Regions from separate parts of the Homo sapiens genome. Here all the other regions are linked to region 2. A link is a loop called in an ENCODE intact Hi-C map of the cell type or tissue named here. Cell type or tissue: dorsolateral prefrontal cortex. All regions are shown on one strand.

Region 1 (8,000 bases), 110 kb after region 2:
TCCAAACCACCCTGTTCAGTAAGACGACCATGTACCCTCTTCCCACCCATGCCACTTCCCTGATACACTTCCCAGCCCTCCACCACCCCCCAATTAGCCAGGCATACCCACACACACACTCCTACCACTACAGGACAAACCTCCTGCCTCCCCTGGGGGAGATGCCATCAAGGCCCAGAGAAACTCTAGCCCTCTGCTCAACTACCACTCCCATTCCCCACTCCTCCAGATTTGAGGTCACAGGGTGTTCATGAGTATCTGTCACAACCAATGGCTGCCACTTACTGTAAGCCTAAGTGGCTTCCTGACAGTTGCTATATACTGCAATGCTAAGAAATAGAGTACACTTGCCTCTTGAGGAAGTTTACATTGATTAATTTTGAACAGTAGCCTATTATTGAGGGGGACACTGGTGATGAACTTAGCTAATTTCCTAAGGAAGAAGATGCAGAGGCAATATAGACCCATCTCTGAGTAGGGAGATGTGGGGAAGGGGTCTAGCCCTCCCTGTAAGCTTCTCCTTAGGTATCCAGCCTTGCCGGGGTTCAGAAGAGAGTACAGGGCTGGGCATGTCCTCCAGAAATTTGCAAGACTTCTGCAAGAAATCTGAGATTCGCTTGAGGAGAGGGCTGGCAGCCAGAGAGCAGAAGAACGTGTACCCTGTGGGTAGAGACAAGGTCAGGGAGATTGAGTGGGGGGTGCTTTAGAGCTGTAAGCAAGGCAAGATCAGAGAATGAGATCCAGGGCAGGTCCAGGCAGTGATGGAGAAACAGGTCATGGGGAAATGGAAGAGTTTCGCAGGCTGGCTGCCACTAGGACCTTGATGTGGACCAGGCTTCCAGGGTCCCCCAGCGAGCCTGCTCCAATCCCTTTTGTGGTCCTTGCTACCTGAGGCCAGATTCCCTGCACCTGGTATCAGGAAGGCCCACTTTGGGATGCTGATAATTCCAGCTCCTCTCCAACTTCCCATTTCCCTACTAAGCTTTTCCCATGTACATCACACTGGGGCAGCCTATTCCAAACCATGTTCTACCACAAGGGTTCCTCAAAAAACAACATCCATGGTGAAGTAAATTTGAAACACAAATAAATTTGAGAACTTACATGGAAAGTTCAGCTATTTCCTCCTATGAAACTTTCATAGTCTTTCATAGGTGAAGGTACACTGCAACTCTACAAGGCACCCTGAGAATGTATTTCCTACATTGATTTGGCCACAGAACCCTCTTTGAAAGAACAGATAAAACATCTCTTAGGTCACTTTTGTCAAAGACATACACAGTCTGGGAACAGCATTCCCGAGTTATCTGAGTTTCCTGGGGGCTGTTTCTTGGATGAGAAAACCTGCCCAGGGCCCAGGAGAGAATCCTTCAGTCGGTCCTGGGAGGAGTAGCTCCCAAGAACTTGGTATTCCTTAAGGCTCCCAGATCCCTGCCAGCTGACTGACTGCCTGGCACCAAGAGGCCACAGTGCTTGCTTCATGGGGCACCAGGCAGGTAAGAAGGAAAGTCTCAATGACCAGTAGGACAATTTCCCATCTTCCCTCACCCCACTTACCTAAATCATCCTCCCCCTGACCCACCCCACCTTCCCCACCACCCATGGAGCCACATCTATGAGACAGATTTTTAAGGAGATTTCAGAGCCCTCCACCCAGCCCTGACTCCAGTCCCTTCAGCTACAAGTATGACCCCAAGTGCCTGACTTGGTTTTTCTCATTCATCACTGTGCACTTTGATTTCTAACCTTAGCCTCGCGGATGATGCCAGTTTGTTCTGTGATTTTTCCCCTTTTCCTTCTCCAGATGTCCAAATGGATTCTTCGGACAGAGATGTTTGGAGAAACTGCCTTTGCGATTGTACATGCCAGATCCTAAGCAAAGTATGTTTGAAGATACAAACACAAGTCCCTGCTCCTTAGAAAGCTTCTGGGTGCAGTCCCCCCAATGTAGGGCATAGGGCCAGGGGTGTTGGTTGTTTTGATCTTTGGCTGTTTTGTTTTGTTTCTCTTTTCTTTTTTGTATTTTGGTTTGTTAGTTCTTTTTGTTTTGTTTTGTTTTGCTTTGTTTTCATTTTTGGCCTAATCCTTGGGTTTAAAGTTCAGGGCTGCAGGTAAGGGGCAGAGTGGCAAGGCCAATACAAATGGTAACGGTGGCAAGGAACCCAGCTGGCATTGGCAGGAGCCCGTGCCGGGGTGTTGCAATGCCTGTGTCTTGCTATCCTGGCTCTCTCTTTCTGGTTTTCTTTCTTTTGGTAGGTGTCCTGTGGGATACACCGGGGACAGGTGTCAGCAGTTCGCAATGGTCAACTTCTCCAGTATGTCTCTTTCTTCTATTTCTTCTCTTCCCTGGTGACTGACAGTCTCCCCCTGGGGAGGGATGGGGCCTTGCTTAGCAAGACTAGGGGGAGATGTAGAGGGTGTCCTGCGCTCCTTAGAGGAGACGGAAACACCCCCGGCACCCCCACCTCCACATGTGGGCTGTACCTCCTGGGCACAGTAATGCCAAGTTCTCTCTGCAGCAGCCAGGGCCACACCCAGGCCTCCTCCCAACTTCTGGGGTCGGGCAGCCTGGCCAGAATGGGAGGAAGCATTTGCAGAGCCCTCCCCTGCTCCGAAGGCTGCCTGAGGGTACCAAAGGGTCTGGCAGTGAGTGTGTGTGTGTGTGTGTGTGTGCCGACGTGTTTGAGAGAGAAAAAAAGTTCTCAGAAAGCCCATTTTCCAGTCTGGCCAGAGTTTGTTTGTTTTGAGGGTTTGGAAATGGGGTAGAGGGAAGGAAGGGGAATTAAGGGAGAGCAGGACCCAGGGCAATGATTTCCATGAATACCAGAGATATTTATGTGGCTACAGGATGGTGGGAGAGGGGGCGGGGGTTGGTGCTGGAGATGCTAAAAAGTTGAGGAAATGAGGAATTGAGGGGTAACTGGTGACTCTCTCAGCACCTCTGTGGTCTGAATCCTCCCATCTAGGATTTTATTCCCTTCCTTTCTTCAACTTATGAGGTTGGAGCTTTCCCTTTTGCACAGTTTGCAAAAAAAAAAAAAAAAGAAGAAGAAGAAGGAGAAGAAAGAAAGAAAAGTGAGCCCCGAGGCCCAAGGACCCAGCCATAATTATGGAGTGCTTTTATTTGGGGCCTGAGAGCAGTTCCTTCCAGCACCACCAGGTGGAGGTGGAGCAGAACAAAAAGCCTCTGGCCGGCCATTGATTCTGCTTGAGGACCAGGGGTCCGCTGGCTTGCAAGGCCTGTCCCCAGTTACCCATCCCATCCTGCAGAGCAGGCTAGGCCCCTGCGTGCCCCCCGACCTCCTCTTCTCCAGGGAGGACAGCTGGGCCCCATGAGGAGTGTGGAACCAAGTGTCCACATGGCACTGGATACTGGGAGGTAGAACTCTGGGAGGTGCTAAAGGTGGGATCCAGGGGACCATGTAGGTAGCCTTGGAGAAAAGGGGTTTGGGGATTTAGGTCTCAGGGTGGAGAAATGATCCTTCCCAGTACTCCTCAGACCACAGCACAAAAGTCCAGCAAGTTACTCCCCACCCCAACCCCACAGGGGCATAGAGACCCCTGGGGGATGGGAGCTGCTTGGCCCAGATGGTCAACTATCTTAATAGAGTGTGGGAGGCCAAGGAGGAAGGGCAGAGCCTGTGGGCAGGACATGTGGCCCAACAGAATTCTCTAGAACGCAGGCTCTGCAATCATTTCAGAGTCATATCCAGCCCTGAGTGCAGGACTGTAGAGCAGGAGGGACCTCAAGAGAAGGCAGAGCCTAGGCAGAGCTGGGGGCCAGGGGCAAGAGACAGTGGGGCAATATTCCTCTCGGCAGAGAGCCTCCCGGGCTTGTGAGACTGTCCTGGATGGCGAGTCCCAGCCTGTCCTGAATCAGAGCAGCAGAGCCTCCGGAACCGGGCCGCTATCCAAGGCCTCTCTGCCAGCTGGGCTGCTTCAGCTTTCAGCCTAGATCTGCTAGGAAGGTCAGCAGGGCCCCGGGAGCCCAGAAAAGAGCCTGCAAAGGCAGTCCAGGCCCTTCTGCCTAGTGTCTTCAGTAGCTTGACTGTTACCTTTTCGTAAAGGATTTATGCTCTTCAAGCACTTTCCCAGAGAGCACTTCATGTACTGCTCTAGCAGATAATTACTGAAAAGGTAGTGTAAAGTGCTGGCTTAAGTGTTCAGGCTTCGGATTCAAAGAGACCTCAGTAAAAATGCCAGCTGCTGAGCTTACTAGCTCTGGGGCCTCTTTAACTTCTCAATTTGTTTTCTCATCTGTAAAATGGGGATGATGACATTTATGCCTGTGGGGTTACTGTGAGGATGAAATGAAGTGCTGCATAAGAAGGGCTTAGCAGAGAGCCTGCCATTGTGATTGGAGCACAATTTAGTACCTCTCCCAGCTACAACTGGTATGCGGGGGCAGGGCAGCATCAGCCCCCTAGAGGCTGACTCCCAGCACATCCTGAGCAAAGTGTCCAACCTGCCCAGATAGCATCTAGACCAGGTTATCTTTTGCAGAGATCAAAGAAAGAGCCTGTGACTGCAATAGCACATTGAAGCTTTTCTTTCTTCCACAAACAGCCCCTCCATTCCCCACGGGTCAAAGCTTGTCCATCTTTATGTCCCCATGTAAAAGAGCACACATACTTGTACACACAAGCACAAACGCATGAGCATGGGCTCATACATGCACAAACACACAATCATGTTCTTACATACCTGCACACATGAGCAAACCCATGAGCATGTGCTCACACCTGCACACACAAGTGCAAACACAGGAGCTCATGCTCACATCTGTACACATCACTGCCTCCTTGTCCAGGCAGCCTATGACTGTATGGCATGGGACATGTCCAGGATGAAGAATTTGCATATTGTCTGGTAAGCACAGCCCTGTTGGGAGTCCAGCATCAGGTTGCCATGGTTACTGGTCAACATGCAAATTTCTGGTTAATAGGACCTTCCGGTGACTCAGTGGTGCCACTCCACCCTGGCTGAGTGGCAGCCAATGAACATAATGAGTGGGAAGGTCTTGTCTTTGCTGGGGCGGACACAGCCATAGGCCCCTCATGTTCCAACCCATGCTTCCCAGTGAGAAAGCTGCCTACCCAGTGACTGGCCAGGCCCTCAGTGACCCCACCAATCATGCCAGCCACCACTCTAAACAGTACTGGCCTTTGACTCAAAGAGGAGGCCAGTTAGGAGCCCTAGAAGCTGCAGCTGCTACTATTCGGTTCCCAGAGGAGTGATGCAGAAGAAAACGCTTAAAGGGCTTTGGGAGCCCTGCTCACTTCTCCAGCTGGTCATTGTCCTCAGGAATACCCAGCCAGGCCTGCCCAGAAACTCAGTGGGCAGGAAAGCCATGGCTTAGCACCAAGGGACCAAAGGGTCTGGCCTCCAGTCTCCCTTCTGCCTCCTAATTTGCTGTGTGACCTTGGGAAAGTGTCCTAGCATCACTGGGCCCCAGCTGCCTCATCTAATACAACCACCTCGTCGGAAAGTGGGGCCCAGACCAGCTCTATGAACCCAATCCTCTTTGCGTCCCAGGTGTTGTGGTCAAGCTGGGCTGTTCTCTCAGGGCAGCATGGCTGGATAGCCAAACAATGTGAGCTCTCCAGCTGCCTGAAGGGTCCCTGGGCCACAGCATTAACTACTCAGTGAGAGGTGCGCCAGGGTTCTTTGAGAATTGTCAAGTTTGTACTGTCTACTCAGCACGCCTGACCAGCCCTGGGACACCCTGGAGAGGAGTGGACAAACTGTACTTACGGCAACTTTTTCCTGCCTCCAAGCAGTCAGAGTGGGAATGCAAAGAAACCAAAACGTCAAGGTCACTCCCCAACCTGGGATTTAATAGCAGTACAAGAATGGCTTGTGTCTGGAAAAGCTGGGAGTAATGAATGCTTCATTGGTGTGGTCTCTGCATGGAACTGGGGGGTTGAAGCCCCAGGATCTTCCTCAAGCCTCTTTAGTCAGAGCCATCACAGTCCCTGGCTCGGAGCCATGCTGCTCTCCCGCCCTTTTCCAAATGCAGAACCTTCTGGAATCCCTATCAGGAAGTAGATGAGAGGTCCAGGGATGGATAATGCGCAGGACTTCCTGCGGATTGCCACGTGCTCGCCTTCCTCCAAGGCAGATGAGAATATCAGACACAGTGTCACACCTTCCCTGGATCTAGTGGTGCTGACTATACACCTGGGGAAGCCAGAGAGTGAGCCAATCCAGGCTAGGAGGAGCGGGGCCCTGCACGCATGCTGAGCTCATGCCGTCCAGGCTTGTTCACATCTTCCTGTAGCTGTGTGCAAGCACTTTGGACAGACAAGGAAACAGGGATTATGGCTTACCCACATCCACATAGTGAATTAGGGATGAAACGGAGACTCTAGGCTTGTAGACCGATGCTGGCTGCTACATTAGAATGGTAGGTGAGCTTTTTAAAAACACTGTTGAGATTTCTGGGCTCCCACCTCAGAGCCAGATTTCCTCAGTCTGGACAATTCAGAAGCTCAGCCAGGTTTGCAAACCTCCTAGGATCCTATGCCCCAGGCTGATCCCCACGTAACAGAGAAGAGCCTGAGACTTAACTAGATTGGAATCACTCAGGGTGGCACAGCAGCAGGTCAGTGCAGAACTGACTCTTGAGTCAGGGTCCTTTTATCTAACCCTTCAATGATGTGGGGGTCTCCGTCACAGGGTCCTGAAATCACACATTCAAAACAGGATCCCACTTCCAAGACTGTAATTTGTCCACCAGTTGAGGAGCTCAGACATTCTACAAGTGAACCCACTTGTCTCTTCCTGTGAGTTGCAGTTTGCTCTTCTGGGTAGTGAAATCAGGCTCAGGCACCATGGCCCAGCCCTGTAGGCTTCTAGGGTGTTGCGGTGTCAAGTAGAGAAGTGACCTGCTATCTGGAGCCTCATCCTCTTCCTCTTCCCACTCCCTCCCACAGACTCTGAGGCTCCCCACCCGGGCTCCCAGTACGTGGACAGGCCAGCTAGGCCTGTGGGGCACAGCAGGGACATGGGGCCAGTCTGGGGACCTCATGCCTGCACTCTGAACAAAAAAAAAAAAATTGGGCCCCCAATGAGGGAGCTGGGCAAGCTGTCTGCAGGAAGGCTTGAGAGTTGAGAGTGCTGAAGGCCTGGCACTGATGCTGGGAGGAGCAGGGGGGCTCCTGAGACCCCCACCCCCACTTACCTTTCCTCCCAGGGACATTTGCCAACTGACTCTTGCGCCTCTGCCTCGCCACCAGGTACTAACCCCACAGCTCATCTCTAAAGAGCCTGCCCTGCCTGCTGTTTCTAACATCTCTCTCTACCCTCCTTGGGGCTCTTGGGGACTGGGTGTCAGGGAAGGAGCTCAGGAGGCTGGGAGGGGACACTACTAACCTGCTTTCACCTCGCAGGATGGCTGCCCGGTGTCTGAGGAGTCCTGACCAACGTTTCTGTCTCTCTCTCTCCCCCTGTCCCCACCCACCTGTCTCTCTCCCTCCACCCCTCCCTTTGTGACCCTCGCTCTTCTGCACTGCCAGAGCACCTTGGATTTGAATTAAAGGGTATGAAACCTCTGTGTGTCACTCAGCACCATCTGCGTGGCCCCTCTCCACAGCCTCCGATGCCATGTGTGCTGAATGTTTGGTTTCCTTTCCAAAAAATGGAAAAGGGATGATTCCAAAAATCTCTCCTGGCCCCATCGAGATGTCCTATCATAAACTACGTTGATTTAGCAGGAGACGAAAGAAGCTCATGAACAGAAGGGCACTCAGGGGTTCGGACCGTTGCCCTCAGTGTACCGTAGCATCCCTCACATAGGGGAGATTTATTGCTAGGAGAGCTCAGAGGGGAGGGCCCCCTCCTGAGCTGAGTGCAGACCCGCAGGCTGGCTGGACAAGAGATAGGCCCCATGTGTGAACATGGCCCCTTGAAGGGCTGGTGTCCAGGAACCACAGAAGCCTGGTTTGGAGAGTTGTGCAGAGAGGCATCCCTTTCCATTTGACTTTAGTCTTCTTTCCATT
Region 2 (8,000 bases):
AGGCTGAAGTGCAGTAGTGCAATCTCGGCTCACTGTGACCTCTGCCTCCTGGGTTCGAGCGATTTTCCTGCCTCAGCCTCCCGAGTAGCTGGGATTACAGGCGTACGCCACATACCCAGCTAATTTTTGTATTTTTAGTAGAAACGGGGTTTCACTATGTTGGCCAGGCTGGTCTTGGACTCCTGACCTCAAGTGATCCGCCCACCTCGGCCTCCCAAAGTGCTGGGATTACAGGTGTGAGCCACCGTGCCCAGTTTATGACATTCTTTAATACAGAGGATTTATATTTTTTAATATGGTAAACATTATCAGTATTTCTTTTTGGTCTACTTCTTGATTCATTCTTAGAAAGACTCTTCTATTCCTCCTGTGTGACATAAACATCTACCTAAATGTCCTAGTGTTTTATTTAACATTTAGGTCTCTTAACCATCTATAATTTATTTTTGTGTATTATAGGCCTAGTGTTTTAAAATTTTAGTTAACTTGTTATTCCAGTATCATTGTTGGACAGTCCATTCTTTTTGTTTTAATACAAAATGTCACTTAACATTCTACATGTATCTATAATATTACATTTTATATACGCACTGGTCCTGTTAATAAAGCCTTTGTTCAACACCTGCAATTGTTTCTTGGCTTTATATTATGTTCCACTGATTGATCTATTCTGGTACCTGAACATCATTTTTAAAATTATTGTAGCTTTATAATACATTTTCGTATCTGGCAGTGCACGTTCTCTTTTTTTGTTCTTCTTTATCAGTATTTTTCTTGGCTATTCTACGTTTATTCTTCTAGATAAATTTGAGAATCAATTATGCCCTTGGGTTTTTTAGTTTGGAATGCTGTTAAATGTAGAGGTTACCTTGGGGAGATATGTTGTAAAGTACTACATTTTTACTTTCATTTATTCCTTTTTGTTTGTTTGTTTCCTTTAATAGAGCTAGAGCATAATTTTCTATTGATAGATCCTGCACGTTTCTTACTAACTTTAGTCCTATCATTGTATGTTTTATTGATATTACTAATGGGATGGTATTTTCATTATATTTTCTAATTGCATATTGCTCATGCACTTGAGAATGCTTGATTTTTTTTACATTTGTTTTGTAACTGGAAGGCAAGCATGCTGTCTTCTGGTTTTTCCTTTTGTGGGTTTGGGCCAAAGGCATGTTTGACCTATTTTGAGGCCATTTAATTTCCTTCTGGGTCTGGGCCACAGCTCCTCCCCGCAATTCCTTGCCATTGTGAAAGGAGTTTGGGTGAAGAATGGTGGGCACAATCAACTCCTTGTTGGCTGCCCCCTAAGGACAGATGTGTTGCAAAGCAAATGCCTACCTAGTTCTTTCCCTACTCCAACCCCAGCTGTTTGGATGCCAGGAAGATGACTTACCGTCTAGTGGAAAATAGGCCCATGAATCAAAGCTGACACAGGCAGAGTGATCGTGGAGGAGCTAGGGTGTTAAAATGAAATTGATGCCAACCCTGGGGGCTCTCAGGGAAACTTTAAGGGCCTACATGTGTCATCAGCTTGGTCTCTGGGCTGGCTGAATGCATCTGACTGAGGTAGTCCTTTACTATGGCCCAGAGGCAGAGCTAGATCTGCTTCTTTTCTCCCCATGTTGGGGAAACTGAGGTTGAGCAAACAGGATAGTCTCCAGGATGGTGGTGTTGTCACTGTGTTCCCTTCTAAGAAGGATGGAGATTCATTAACTTTCAAAGCTCAAGGGGAAAAAATAAAAAAAAAAGAAAAACTGGTTATGGAGACTGGCCTCATTTTCAAGTCTGAAGCAAACGCATGTTTGGAAAGGTTTCATGGATAGTGCTAACTAAGGATTCCCAGCAGGTTTTACACATTCTACTTTGGTGGAATGTAAAGATTAGCACTGCCTTTTCTGTCTGATTTTTAGCACTTGGGGTTATATCCCAGTCATGAGCACTCTCTCAGCTTTCCTGCCTTCCCACTGCTTCCTACCACAGGCCACTTCTTCTCTTCTTTGCTCTCTGGTCTTTCATGCACAGGTTGCATGCTAGAGGAGAAGATGGTCCCAGAGGTACCCTGAAAAAGGAGATAAGCTCATCAGGGGATAGCAGGGCTGGAATAGTTAGAGAGAAACATGGAGGGATAAAGGATGTTGGTGGGAGTGGTGGACACAGAGGGTCAGAGTGCAGGGTAGAACTTAGAAGCCAAGTAGTCAGCCCAAATTAGCCTTGCCTGCATCTTCTAGTGGCTCACTCTTGAGGGCCCCTCCAGTGGAGGTGGGGATGTTGCTCTAGTCTTGGTGGTCCTATGAAGCCTACCTCCTTATCATGTGAGGTTTTATCAACCTGACTTGAAAGCTCTGATCCTGTACCCAGACCTTATCCATTGGCCAGACCAGTTCATTTTCTCTACTCCTTTCCTTTTATCCTTAGAACCAAATGAATATCCAGGTTGTTGTTCAAGTGCTCTAAAGAAGGAAACACCACCATCTTGGTTGATGTTTTACTCCAGTGTTTTGGACCATCTTGTTCCCAGAATGTTCTATTTTATAGCTATCTTAGGCCTTCTTGTAATACAAAACCATTATCCTGTGGCATGAATTGGAGAATGTGGAGAATAGTCAGACATCTTTTTTCTGTATAGCCCTTTAGGGACTTCTAAAGGTTATTCGGTTTGTCTTTGAACTTTTGCCAGCACAATGAAGTAAAAATAATACTTGTAAAGTGAGGGGCACAATGCCTGGCACATAGTAAAATGACATTCATTGTTTTTATTGCTTTATTTATATTATTCTTAGGCGATGATAGCACACTCCATTTGCAATATTATTTAAGTTCATATGTCAATGGGAGGCATGGAATTGTTCCAGTAAGGACGGGAAAGGCACATAGTGTTTCCCTTGCCCTTCCTGTTTGAGAGGTGAATGCAGTGTAAGCCAAAGGTCATCATCTATTATTTGGGGTGGAACTAGAAGCTAGAGGGCTCACTACTCCACTAAACTCTAAAATACTTGAGGGCAAGAGTTGTGTCTTATTTGTCTCTGAAATCTCTGGAGCTGAGCATAGAGTTGATTCAATAAACATTGGTAAAGGAAGGTAAGGAGACAGGGATAAGCTGGTGTGGCATCTCAGCATTGCAGGAGACACTAAGATCCCTGTACAAAAACTGTCCCTCTAACATGTCTGCCAAACTAGAGATCCTGCCTTGCTTGAACGCACCTGTTGCCTGATAACTCACTCCTTTTGAAGGCTGCCAGTGAGGTCAGCTCTAATTGGTAGAAACGCTCCTTTCATGGAGGCAGAATCTGCTTTGCCTTGACTTTTACCTGTTAGCCTTATGTCTGTCCCTCTGAGCTACACAAAATAAATTTAGTCTTTCTTCCAGATAACAGCCCTATAGATATTTCAAGATAGCTATTATTTCTTATTTCCTTTTGCCAAATCTAGAACTTGCTTCAGAAAAGCTTCAGGAAACTGTGTCAGAGTCATAACAAGTTATTAAAAGCCAGATATGTTGGCCTTAATCTTGGCGGGTTAAATTAGAATGGCCCTTTCCTAGCACTGGCTCAGGGCCAGAGTCTGCTTCTTGGGTCAGAAGAATATGGCAAGGCCTCTGAGCCCTAGAACACTATATCCTTCATGTTCTAGGCTAGGACTGTGGGCTGCCACGCGGCTGGGCTGATTGCAAGCGCCGGAACCCTCTGCCGGCAGCTTTCCACCAGGTGGCGGGGCATTACCTGCCTGAACGCGGACCCGCGCACCTTCCTCATCTCTCCACCAGGTGGCAGGGCAGGCTGCGTCTCAGCTCCTGCACCGGCCTCGGAGTGCCCTCTCCTCCTGGGCTGAGGCTGGGAGGAAAGCTGTAGGGGCTTTGGAAAGGTCTGCTGCCTTCCCCAGTGAGGACCAGCGGATGCCTCTGCTGCCCTGTGCGGGTGATGGAGCTGGGTTCTTGCTGGGCTTGCTGAGTCCTGGGCAGCCTGTCCAATAATATGCCGTTGCTTGTTGGAGTAGTGTCCAGAACACAGCCTGTTGGGAGCCAGCCCTCAGTGAAAGGCCGCCGAACGGAGAGCTCCCAGTGTGGACAGCTGGCGCTGCCGCTCAGGAGCTACCCCTCTGCCCTTCCCAGCCCTCCTTCCTCCTTCCAGTCCCCTGCAGGCGTGGAGGAAGGTGCTGCTGTCTCTCTGACCCATCCCCTTTGGCGAGGATCGACCAGGTTCCTCGCCTCACACAAACAAGATGAAGTCCAGGCTTGCAGAGTCAGAAAAAATTCTGGTCTACAGGCCTCTTCTCTATAGGGAGGATGTTCCAATCCTGCCCTGCTCCTAAACTAGGCCCCCTTGAGGCTCCGGGTTCTGGCCTTCTGCGCCCTACCCTCACGCAGGCCCTCTCAGCTCCGGGCCCACCACGGAGGCCCGTTCTTTCTGTGGTCGGCCTCATCAGCTGCCTCCGGCTTGTCACTTCCACATCTTCCCTTCTCACCCCTTCTCAGCCGGGCGGGCAGGCATGGTGATTCTGGGCCCAGCCTCGGTATTTCATTGGGACGGGACTATCGGAGAGTGGGAAGGCCTGACTTGAGCTGCCAGTGCCTGCTAGGAAAGCAGAAGCTGTTTCCCTCAGAGGCCTTGGGGGTCAGCATGGCCTCCTCCCCCTGGAATGAAACTCTGGAAGGGGCTTGAGTAAGCATGCAGTCCTGTTCTCCATTTATTTATTTATTTATTTATTTATTTATTTATTTATTTTTATGTTTTATTTTTTGGGACAGAGTCTAGCTCTGTTGCCCAGGCTGGAGTGCAGTGGTGCGATCTCAGCTCACTGCAACCTCTGCCTCCCAGATTCAAGGGATTCTCCTGCCTCAGCCTCCTGAGTAGCTGGGACTACAGGCGCCCGCCACCACGCCTGGCTAATTTTTGTATTTTCAATAGAGATGGGGTTTCACCATGTTGGCCAGAATGGTCTCGATCTCCCACCCGCCTCGGCCTCCCAGAGTGCTAGGATTACAGGCAAGAGCCATTGTGCCCGGCCCTGTTCTCCTTTCATAGGTAAGAAAATCAAGACCCAAGGTTAAAGGAGTCTTGAGGGCTCTGACTAGAGCCCAGGCATTCTACATCTCTGATGAGGCCTTGCATCTGAGGGATCTTCAGTTACCAGCCTCTCCTTAGAAGTGTCTCTGCTTTTCTTCCCACCTGGCCACCAACTGCCCTCTCGTGGGCCCACCTTGTGCACGGCAGCAGCGTCTTCATCAGCTTTTGTTGTCTGGTACATTTGGCCACCTGTGGCCTTTGTTGGGCTGCAGGATGAGGAAAGAGGAAAAGGACACTTGTCCTTCAGTACGGAGACTCTGTTGCGGAGGAGGTATGTGTGTCCTGAGAATGTCTGAGTGGGTTTTCTATTCCTCTGCCCAAGAGGAGTACTTGTTGGACATCTACCTTGTACCCAGGGCTGAGTGGGATACAAGGTAATAGTCCCTGGAGTGAAGGTCCTTATAATCTAGGCATGAGGTTGACTCTAAATAGCTTTCTTGAATCCCATGATCCCTGGCCCCAGCACCGGCCATTGCCTCCTCTTCCTTTCCAGCCACTCCCGTTGACCCTATCCCCGTGGGCTATGCAGTGTGGAGACTCCTCACATGTGATTCCCACATGACTGGCATCTCAGGTCTCCTGCAATCCCCTGGGTGTTATATCTCGGAGCAAGGGGCAAATAAGTTCTATTGATGTGGAGCCACTGGGGGAGGCTGGGGGCCTGCATGACCCCTGTTTCCTCCCAGGCCTTTTTTTGAGCAGTTCCTGTAAGCTCCTTCCCATCCATTAGAGATAGGAGAAGCCTCACTAGCCTTCTGCATGAGCAGGTATGCTCTGAGCTTGCTTTTCTGTGCACTTAGGGAAGCTTCTAAATCACAAGCTTAGATTCTTTTACCTTTCTGTTTGTAGCCCATCAGCAGCTCACCACACAGTTTCCCAGGCCCTCCAGGTCCTCCTGCTTGCATTTCCAACTCTCTCTCTCAGCCTCTCCTCATCACCCCTGACCATGCCAAACTTCCCTTTTCTCCTTTTTTAAGTCGCATATGCTCTCATTTCTAAACTCTTGCATATACTAACCTCTTTTTGTGAAATCTTCTTTTCTTCCCTCTTTCCTCCTCCAGTCTTTGCTGCTAGTTCACACCACCCCTAAGAGCTCATCTTAGAATGTCCCTCCTCTGGGAAAGCTTCCCAGCTCCCAAGAGTAGGGTGGGTCCTCTGATCTTACCTCTGATGGTGCTTGTCAGACTGAATTGTAGTCATTTGTTTCTTAATATCCCTTCCTTACCAAAGTCATACCTCCGTAAGGGAAGGGGCCAGTGGTTTTGTTTATTTGTTTCGTGGAGGGATCCTCACATTCCAGTGCAGTACCTGTCGCGTAAGTGCTCAGATTAGACTTGTACAATGTGGTATGAATGCATGGGTGGGAGAGCTGGTGGGCCTTCCTTGAAGAACTTCCTGCCATCTCTGATCTGGATTCTCTGGGTGTTTAGGTGCATCACTCCTGTGTTTCGTTGGCAATGGAGCATAGTGCACCGAGGTTCTCTGGACAGAGACCATTCATTGGTTCAGTAAATATTACTGAGTCCCTGCTATGTGCCAGGCACCACACTGACACTGGGGATACCATAGTAAATAAGCGAGACATGGTCCCTAAACTCATGGGGCTTATAGCCTAGTGGAGGAAACAAATAATAAGTAAGCAAATATAAAAAAAAAATTAGAAATTGTGAAAAGTCCTAGGAAGAAAATGAATAGGCTGATATAGGGCAATATGAGAGACTGGTAGGAGGGACCTTGCCCACAATCCCCTCTCCCCCTGGCTAGCACACCTCTCCCTCTGCAAAGGCTGTGAGCCCCACATCCATACCTCTGCTGGCTTTACCTCACAGTCACATCCTGACCTTGGCAAGAGTTGTACTAGTGAGCACTCCTGACAGCTCTTCCTTTTAGCACTGTCTGCAATTGGGGTGACGGTCTCTACCAGACTGGGAAGGAGATATATCTTGGCAGAAAGTATAGCCCTGTGCTTTGCTGCTCATAGGAAGGCCTTCAGGAGGGCCAGGATTCATCAGCAGAAGTGTCAGAGTCCCTCTGTCCAGGGGCCTGATTGGGTGAATATTCAGGCCCTGTTATACATTGGAGCATCAGCAGCACTGCTGTGTGGTGGCATGAAAGCCACGGCCTCCTGCTGGCAGCTGGGGCTGCTGCTGCCATCCCTGTTCAGGAGGACTGCGTCGCTCTGCTGTTTGGCCTGGTCTGGGGCTGGGGAATGCCTTGCCTCAAGCTCTGTTGGCAATTGTGCTGGTTTGGGCTGCTTTCTCTGAGCAGCTGTTTGCCTTCTTGGAAAACCTGAGGCTTTGGTTTGGGAGGAGTTGAGAGAGTCGGGGTGTCCCTCTGGGGTACTGTCCCCTGACCCACCCTGGAACATAGTGAGCTGTCTGGCTCCACCCATCTCCCCCACGTAGTTCCACTCTGGACCATTCACGCAGGCTCTTAGAAGTCTTAGAGCATGTGACAACTGTGCCTAGGGTGGGAGGAGGTTGCTGTCGTGGAGCCAGGTGGGAAGCTGGAGAGCTAGCCTGACCATGAGGGGTTAACAAGGTGGTGGTAGGGTTCTTGCCCTGGGGCAGTGCTGATGTGTCTACTGCCACCAACAAAAAATCCTAGTGCCCGTGCATCAAGACACCTTTGTTTCCCCTTAAGCTGGGAGAGTGAAAGCCAGCCCCAGGTTAGAGGCTCTTAGTGGCCTGAGGCCAAAAACTCCACTCTCCTCTCCAGGGTGACACAGTGGCATCTCCTGACAGTCAGACAAAAACCATCTCTCCTGGCATCGCTTGGCCACTGATGGCTCAGGGCTAGATAGGTATGGTTTGAGTGAGGGTCATGGGGAAAGTTGGGAAGGGCCCTCCCTCTCTCTGGACTTGATAGGACCCAACCAATTCAGTAACTTCAGGGGTTAGGTGGAGCAAGAAGCCAAGAAGTAGAGGCCCTGTC
Region 3 (8,000 bases), 75 kb before region 2:
TAAGGTAAAAAGAGTTTTACCCCATATAATAGTAGTTCCCATTATATAGAATATTCTTTCTGTTTATAGAATCCTATATAATAGTAGTTCTACTTTAAGTAGACTTTGAGAAAAACACATGATAAAAATTCAGCAACATTAACAAATTAGAGGATCCCCTCTTAAAATTTTTTTGAATAGCTAGTACATGAACTTGATATAAAATTCACGAGGTACAAAAGGAAATACCATGAAAATATCCTTCTTTCACCCCATCCCTCATTCACACACTGCCCTTCTCCAGAGCCTCCTATTGTTTCAACTTCTGCTGTATCTTTTCAAAGGTAAATTTGCACTACAAACATTTACATATTTCATCTTAAAAAAAGACAAAATGGTAGCATCTTACCACTCTTCTTCATCTTGCTTTTTTTCACTTAGCAATATCTTGTTATATTTTGTTGTACTTTAACATGGATATGTTGAAAAAAAAAGGTGGGGAGCAGGTGTGGTGGTTCACACCTGTAATCCCAGCACTTTGGGAGGCCAAGGCAGGAGGATTGCTTGAGCCCAGGAGTTGGAGACCAGTCTGGGCAAGGCCCTATCTCTACCAAAAAAAAAAAAAGTAATAATAAAGAAAAGAAAAGAAAAGAAAAGAAAACTAGCTGGGTGTGGTGGCATGTGCCCGTAGTCCCAGCTACTTAGGAGGATCACTTGAACCCAGGAGGTCGAGGCTGCAGTGAGCCATGATGGCCCCACTGCACTCCAGCCTGGGCAACAGAGCCAGATCGTGTCTCAAAAGAAAAAGAGAGTCCGGGCGTCGTGGCTCACGCCTGTAATCCCGGCACTTTGGGAGGCTGAGGCAGGCAGATCACCTGAAGTCAGGAGTTCGAGGCTGCTCTGGCCAACGTGGCGAAACCCAGTCTCTACTAAAAATACAAAAATTAGCCAGGCGTGGTAGTGCGTGCCTGTAGTCCCAGCTACTCGGGAGGCTGAGGCAGGAGAATTGCTTAAACCTGGGAGGCAGAAGTTGCAGTGAGCTGAGATCACACCACCGCACTCCAGCCTAGGGGACGGAGACTCTGTCTCAAAGAAAAAAAAAAAAAAAAAAAAGAGGCCGGGCTCAATGGCTCACACCTATAATCCCAGCACTTTGGGAGGCCAAGGCAGGCAGATCACCTGAGGTCGGGAGTTCAAGACCAGCCTGACCAACATGGAGAAACCCCGTCTCTACTAAAAATACAAAAAATTAGCCAGGCGTGGTGGCAGGCACCTGTAATCCCAGCTACTTGGGAGGCTGAGGCAGGATAATCACTTGAACCCGGGAGGTGGAGGTTGCAGTGAGCCAAGATCACACCATTGCACTCCAGCATGGGCAACAAGACCAAAACTCTGTCTCAAAAAAAAAAAAATAAGAGAGAGAGGGGAAAATAATATTTTTATTCTTCATGACATGTGCTGTTGAAAAATTGTATCGCCTTTTTTTTTTTTTTTTTTTTGAGACAGTGCTCTGTTGCCCAGGCTGGAGTGTAGTGTCATGAGGCTCACTGCAACCTCTGCCTCCTGGGTTCTAGCATTTCTCCTGTGTCAGCCTCCCAAGTAGCTGGGATTATAGGGGAGCGCCACCACGCCTGGCTAATTTTTTTTTTGGTAGTAGTAAAGATGGGGTTTCACCATGTTGGCCAGGTTAGTCTTGAACTCCTGACCTCAAGTGATCCACCCCACTCAGCCTACCAAAGTGCTAAGATTACAGGCATGAGCCACTGCACCCAGCCGCATTTTTTAATATACAGAAAATCCTAGTGAATATTTTTAATATACAGAAAATAAATACCACTTAGAGATTCTCAGCTCTTAGATTGGGAACCACCAGTATAAGTAAAATATTAGTAATCTTCAACTTTAATTTTGGCCCTTACTGTGCACCAGACATTGTTCTAAGCACTTTACATATTATCTCACATAATCCACATCCTCATCATCCTTCTAGTCTCAGCTTAAATGTTATCTCCTCAGAGAAGCCTTCCCTTATCCAAGTAGACCTATCCTCTCCCCTTTCCATTATTCTCTAGCATTTCATCCTGTTTATTTCCTTCAGGACACTCAGCAATACAAGTAATTAGTTACCCATTTGTGTACTTATTTACTGTTGTCTTCCCAGTCAGAGTATGAGCTTTGAGAGCACAGACATGTACTATTGAACAGTTTGGTTCACCACAGTACATCCAGTAACATACAGTGCCTCAGTGCTTGGCACAGAGGAGCCATTCAATTGAATATTTATTGAAAGTACATACTGAGCAAAAAACAGCTTTACGAAGTAGACCCTATTATTTTCTCCTTCATACTGATAAGGAAACTAAGGCCTAGAGAGTGAAATAGACTCATCCCAAAGTTGGTAAGTCACAGAGTTGCTTTAAAACCCAGCTCTGCTGGGCTCCAGAGCACAAGCTCTTCACTATGACCCTGGTCTCAGGAACAGAAGACTGAGTTCAGTCCTGGCTGTGTGAAATGTTGAGTAAGTCCCCTATCCCCTCTGGGACTTTTTCTTTCATTGTAAAATGAAAGAGTGGATGTCGCTATCTTCCTTATGGTGATGTTTTGTGATTTATGAGGTCTGTGATCTATGAAAATGAAATGGGGGACACTGAAGGAGCCAAGAAGATTGGCTTGATGCCTTTAAGCGTGCCGATTTTCAGTTATTTTCTTCCTTCTCTCCTTCTTTCACTGGAGATTTGCTAATCCTTATTTTATGCCAGGCATTGTGTTGGAGGTAATAGGAATCCAAAGATGAATAGGATATATATAGTCCCTGACATTAACGTGCCTGGCCTGATGGGAGATGCAGACCCATTAAATGGCTGCTTGAAATACGGTATGGGCCAGTATCCCAACAGTAATACTATGTGTGAAGCTCATGGCAATACAGAGGAGGAAGGGATTAATTCCATCATGTATGTGTTGGTGGGAGTAGAGGTGGATATGTAGGAAGGGGGATGCGGTATAATGCTGAGCTGGGCCTTGGGAAAATAAGTTTTCCATGTGGTCAAGGTGGAGGTGAGGCTTTCTGGACACAAGAGACATCATGTGCAGAAGCACACCAAGAAAGAGCATGAAGTGCTGAGGATTGCTAGAGTGGGGGGTTGGCTCTCAGGATATGAAGCTGGCTAGGCAAAGGGAGCCCATGAAGAGCCTTGCTGAGGAGTTTGAACTTAACTTCTGAGAGCAGTAGCATGGCCAAATTGTACTTACATTTTATTTTTAGAAGGATCACTCTGGCATTGGTAGGACTGGAGATAGGTGATGAGGTGAAAGGAGTGGAGACCAGTTAGAAGGCTTAGAAGTTGTCCAGGTGAGAGATGATGAGGGCTTGGACTTAAGGTATTTGCAGCAGAGTTGGAGTGGAAGTAGATAAATTGGAGATTATTTTAAAAGAGAGACCCAAAGGCCTTGGTGATTAATTGGATGAGGAAGAATAAAAGATGAGATGAAGGGACTTATTGTAATGGATTGATGTAGTCTAAAAGAATAAAACAGTGGCATTAATAATTATAGGGGATTTGGAGTGAAGTGGAAGAAATAATGATGTTGGCTTTGGATGTATTGAGTTTAAGATGTCTCTTAGCTAGGAGGAAAGGTGTAGCTCTCTCTACTTCCTTTCCAGAATAGCAGTCCTAGCCTAAGTCACTCATCCTTGGACCAGTTTCCTGTGGAGCCCAGTGCGGTATAAAATTCCCCAAGAGCTCACTGGCATTCCTGAGCTCCACATCCTTCAAGGTTAAAAGCTGGGTGTTGAAAACTCCCTGGACCCTCATTGATAGGCTAATGGATTATGGACCTGTGTGTGTGTGTGTGTGTGTGTGTGTGTGTTTTAAATCAGATGCTGGCTCCAGTGCAGCAAACTCTTCTGCCTCTTGCAAGCATCAGCCTTGGAAACAAAACAAAACAAAACAAAAAAAACCTTTTTTATGGAGCAGCCTCTGGCCCTGACAGGCTCTGGCTCTCTGTTGGCTCCCAAGAAGCCCCCCACCTTTCTTAGAGATCAGATTTTTAAAAGATGAGGTTGTACAGTGCTCAGCCAGATCCCCACGTGGCCGCTGAAGAAAGCCCAGAGTGTTGGGGACTGGGCCCTTTCTCAGCTACCACCTCTGCTTGGGTGTCCTCAATGCTAAGACAAGACACCTTGTGGCCCAACTCTTTCCAAAATGACGGGGCTGGGATTCTCCCCCACCTCAAGTCGAATATCCAGCGTTCACCAGGCGGTGGCAGGACCGAGCACGTGGTATCATTTAGGGGCTGGGCTCCAGGGTCCTCCTAGGAAAGAGGACAGCCCAAGAGGCGAGAGGCTGGCCGGCCACCCTGGCCATGGCAACCTCTCTGGCTCCTACAGCTGCTGGCCAAAGGCAGGGGGCACGCCCTGCGTCCCATTACCACGTTCATAGGATGGTGCCAGGAGCCCGTTATCTCTTCTTCGCCTTCTCCTCACGCACCACCCCCACTGTCATGCCGATAAATCCCGGGAGCAAAGGGTGGCACGATTCCTCCCGCGCCCCTGCGGGCTGAAGGCGGGCACTAAAGCAGTGCAGTCCCAAGCTTCCCCTGCAGAAGCCGCGCTCCCTACTCGGTCCGGGGGCAGAGGGGGCGCGAGAGAGCAAGTGGGCGGGCGTCCCATCCTCCGCATCCTCCTCCAGGTCCTGGCGCACAGGGTGGGAGCGCTGCGCTGCGCCGCGCTGCGCATCGCGGCCCGCTTGCCGCCTGCCCCCTGCCCTAGCTGGGCCACCTCCCCGGGCTGCCGGTGGAGGGCTAAGAGGCGCTAACGTTACGCTGTTTCCGGTTTTCCAGCGGGCTCTGTTTCCCCTCCCAAGGCGGCGGCGGCTGAGCGGCGGAGCCCCCCAAATGGCCTGGCCAGATGCGGCAGGTTTGCTGCTCAGCGCTGCCGCCGCCGCCACTGGAGAAGGGTCGGTGCAGCAGCTACAGCGACAGCAGCAGCAGCAGCAGCGAGAGGAGCAGCAGCAGCAGCAGCAGCAGCAGCGAGAGCGGCAGCAGCAGCAGGAGCAGCAGCAACAACAGCAGCATCTCTCGTCCCGCTGCGCCCCCAGAGCCGCGGCCGCAGCAACAGCCGCAGCCCCGCAGCCCCGCAGCCCGGAGAGCCGCCGCCCGTTCGCGAGCCGCAGCCGCCGGCGGCATGAGGCGCGACCCGGCCCCCGGCTTCTCCATGCTGCTCTTCGGTGTGTCGCTCGCCTGCTACTCGCCCAGCCTCAAGTCAGTGCAGGACCAGGCGTACAAGGCACCCGTGGTGGTGGAGGGCAAGGTACAGGGGCTGGTCCCAGCCGGCGGCTCCAGCTCCAACAGCACCCGAGAGCCGCCCGCCTCGGGTCGGGTGGCGTTGGTAAAGGTGCTGGACAAGTGGCCGCTCCGGAGCGGGGGGCTGCAGCGCGAGCAGGTGATCAGCGTGGGCTCCTGTGTGCCGCTCGAAAGGAACCAGCGCTACATCTTTTTCCTGGAGCCCACGGAACAGCCCTTAGTCTTTAAGACGGCCTTTGCCCCCCTCGATACCAACGGCAAAAATCTCAAGAAAGAGGTGGGCAAGATCCTGTGCACTGACTGCGGTGAGTCGCCCCCTCCCTTTGCTGGAGAAAGGGGGGAGGGGCGAGGTGGTGGAGAATGGGGGTGGGGCGGGGAGGTGCTGCAGGTGCCCGGGCCTGGCAGCGTCCGGGCGCTGGGGGGGTGGGGCCGCCCCTGGGCAGGGCGCCTGGCACGGGTGGGTGAGGGGGTTGGGGTTGGAGAGAAGAAGGATCAGGCTCAAAGTGTGCCAGGGGTGGGGGGCGGAGGGAGGCGCTGGCCTGTGCCAGCGGGGATCTGCGGCTGATGTATGGCATGTGGGGCTGGAAAGCTGCCATCATAGCCCAGTAGCGGAAGGAAAAACGGAGAGGTCCTGGCGGTGCTGGCCTGAGGCTCAGTGAGTCAGGAGTGACCCTCGGAGGCCTTGCCTGCCCTGCTGCCGCGGGCCTGCCGTGCCCAGGCTGGCAGGGTCTGCGGGAGCAGCTGGGCAGACTCCCAGGCTGTGAAGGCCTCCGCTTACAAGTTCTCCTAGGGAATGGTCGCCCCCGCCCCCTCCTTCCTCTCCTGGGCTCGTTGCTCTGCTCATCCACACCGCTGGCGCAGGCAGAGTTGGACTTTTTCTGCTACTGTTTTCCGTCCTCCATGTGGCTCCAGTTTTTTTCTTCATCGTGATTGCCTGTCTTTGCTAAGCAGGTAGCACATCCTTCTCTTAAGACTAGCAAGCAGACACCTTTTTTTTTTTTTTTTTTTAGCTGTTTCTGGGGGAATTACAAGGTCTGTTGATTGTGATGATGATGAAAGAGAGTAACTTCTGCTGAATGCTTTAAGTTCAGCTCTAACGTCTTACTCGCCGGATGTATTTGACTGCATCTCTCATCTTCATGATGTTGGATGCTGCACAGGAATGCAGGTGATTAGAAACAAAACACTGAAATCTGTAGATCTCTGCAGCTGGGAATGGAAGTCTCCCATGTCAAAAGTCAAAGAAATGTCAGTCTAAGAGCTTTTTCTTCTTGTCCCTGAATCCAGTACTTACTTCTTAGTAAGATATTTCAAATCAAATTGTCCCACACTGGAGTATTTGGTGTAAGCCTGTCTCGTGCTTATTCAAATTGAGGTTTCGTTTTGTCCCAACTAAAGCTGAATTTGTTGGCATGCGGTATGACTTGCTGGACTGTGTAATCGCTGAATTATGATAGATGTCCTGTACTCTCATAGAAGTTGGTATGTTTACCAGTTTTACCAACTGATTCTGGGTAGTGTAGACAGGCTTTGTTTGAGTAGCAAAATATGTGTAACAGCTTATAGTAAGTTTTGCTGCCTTCATCTTTCTAGATCGATACCTATGATTTTTGGAAGCTTTCCTCCCCCACCCCCTTCAGGAGGCAAATTTTAGGAGTTTAGTGATGGGAGTATATCTAGACACTAACTATGTTAAACTGTGATCACTTTAATGAGAAGAATCTTGGCAATGTCTTAATAAGGAGGGGAAAACTTTGGGGGATAACAGCAGTTTATCGCTCTGACATTATCCTTAGGAATATTGTTGACTGCTTTTTATTATTGGTTTTATGTTCTGAAATGTTTTATAAAGACAAGTAGAGACCAGCTAAGAATTTCTAATTTTTTATTCTATTAAGTATTTTGATACTTGGGGAGTATTAAAATACTCTGAGATGCCTTGGGGAGCTGTGAAACAGTATTGTACAGTGGAAAATAGATAGTAAAAATATTTATTGAATCTTGTCCAAGGACAGCTTCTGTTTGGTTGTTGGTGAGTTGCTCCTGCATTTGCACAGTGTACATCTCCACATAATCCCTAGTCTGGGCCGCTGAGGACTTGATGGTCTTTGTCAGATAACCCCATAGAGTAACTGGCTTCTCTGCTCCCTTGTCTCCCTCCTCCTACTTTCTCCTTCCCCCAACACAATACACCTTATCAATTACACATTGTTTGTTCTAGTGGGTATTCAGTAGCTTAACAGTTGAATGCAGAAATCATGAAAGATTTGAGGGGCAGAAATATGGTCTGTTTCTAGGTTATGATCATCTCATATTATCAAAATAGCATGTGTAGTATAGTTCTTAAAAAGATACATTTAGAACTGCAATCACTGGTAAAGGAAGGGCCCTCACATATCACAAATTATCAAGGATCAGGAATGTGTATGGCAGTAAACATTTTAGAATGCAAAAAAAAATTGCTTTGAATTGATATTCAAAGGGAAGTATATAAATAGGTACCATTTTGGGGAGCCTTATATAAGGGGATTAGAAATTAAAGGACATATTTGTGAGACTTGTGGAATTGGTGATAATATAACAGAAGAGCATAAACTGCATTTTCTTGTTTTCTACTATGTGGTTAAAGAAAACATGTACTGGTAATGCTATATTAAATAAGGAAACAAAATCATCCTAACTAACCACAACACTGTCCTTGTGCTTAGCAGGAAATA

What was found. Peaks named below come from ENCODE experiments on the same cell type or tissue, not always from the same donor. Only the 100,000 strongest peaks of a DNase experiment are listed, where the experiment ranks them.
Region 1: it touches region 2 in a loop (4-fold over the local background); 67 of 110 quality-filtered maps call a loop at or near these places.
Region 3: a loop joins it to region 2, with 2.9 times the contacts of the local background. A loop is called at or near these places in 18 of 110 quality-filtered maps.

What each region holds. Positions count from the first base shown.
Region 1 is chr5:139,859,430-139,867,429 of GRCh38, reverse strand. NRG2 (neuregulin 2) reads left to right here. Exons shown (of 10, transcript NM_004883.3): 5 at 1,805-1,881. Among named protein-coding and RNA genes, the nearest start is that of PSD2, 68 kb to the right of the region's middle. In dorsolateral prefrontal cortex, CTCF peaks have their summits at 2,955 and 3,154 (motif pointing right); DNase peaks (open chromatin) are centred at 3,159 and 3,909; H3K27ac peaks cover 2,703 bases.
Region 2 is chr5:139,964,699-139,972,698 of GRCh38, reverse strand. The region is part of intron 1 of NRG2 (neuregulin 2); the gene reads left to right. Among named protein-coding and RNA genes, the nearest start is that of NRG2, 75 kb to the left of the region's middle. RefSeq lists an enhancer at 3,583-3,632. In dorsolateral prefrontal cortex, CTCF peaks have their summits at 3,533 and 3,740 (motif pointing right); a DNase peak (open chromatin) is centred at 3,758; H3K4me3 peaks cover 808 bases; H3K27ac peaks cover 803 bases.
Region 3 is chr5:140,039,958-140,047,957 of GRCh38, reverse strand. NRG2 (neuregulin 2) reads left to right here and starts at 4,659. Exons shown (of 10, transcript NM_004883.3): 1 at 4,659-5,588. The coding sequence starts at 4,889. RefSeq lists silencers at 4,517-4,856, 5,017-5,226 and enhancers at 4,525-5,194, 6,567-6,756. In dorsolateral prefrontal cortex, CTCF peaks have their summits at 4,375 and 4,590; DNase peaks (open chromatin) are centred at 4,257, 4,607, 5,287, 6,077 and 1 weaker place; H3K4me3 peaks cover 4,078 bases; H3K27ac peaks cover 4,418 bases.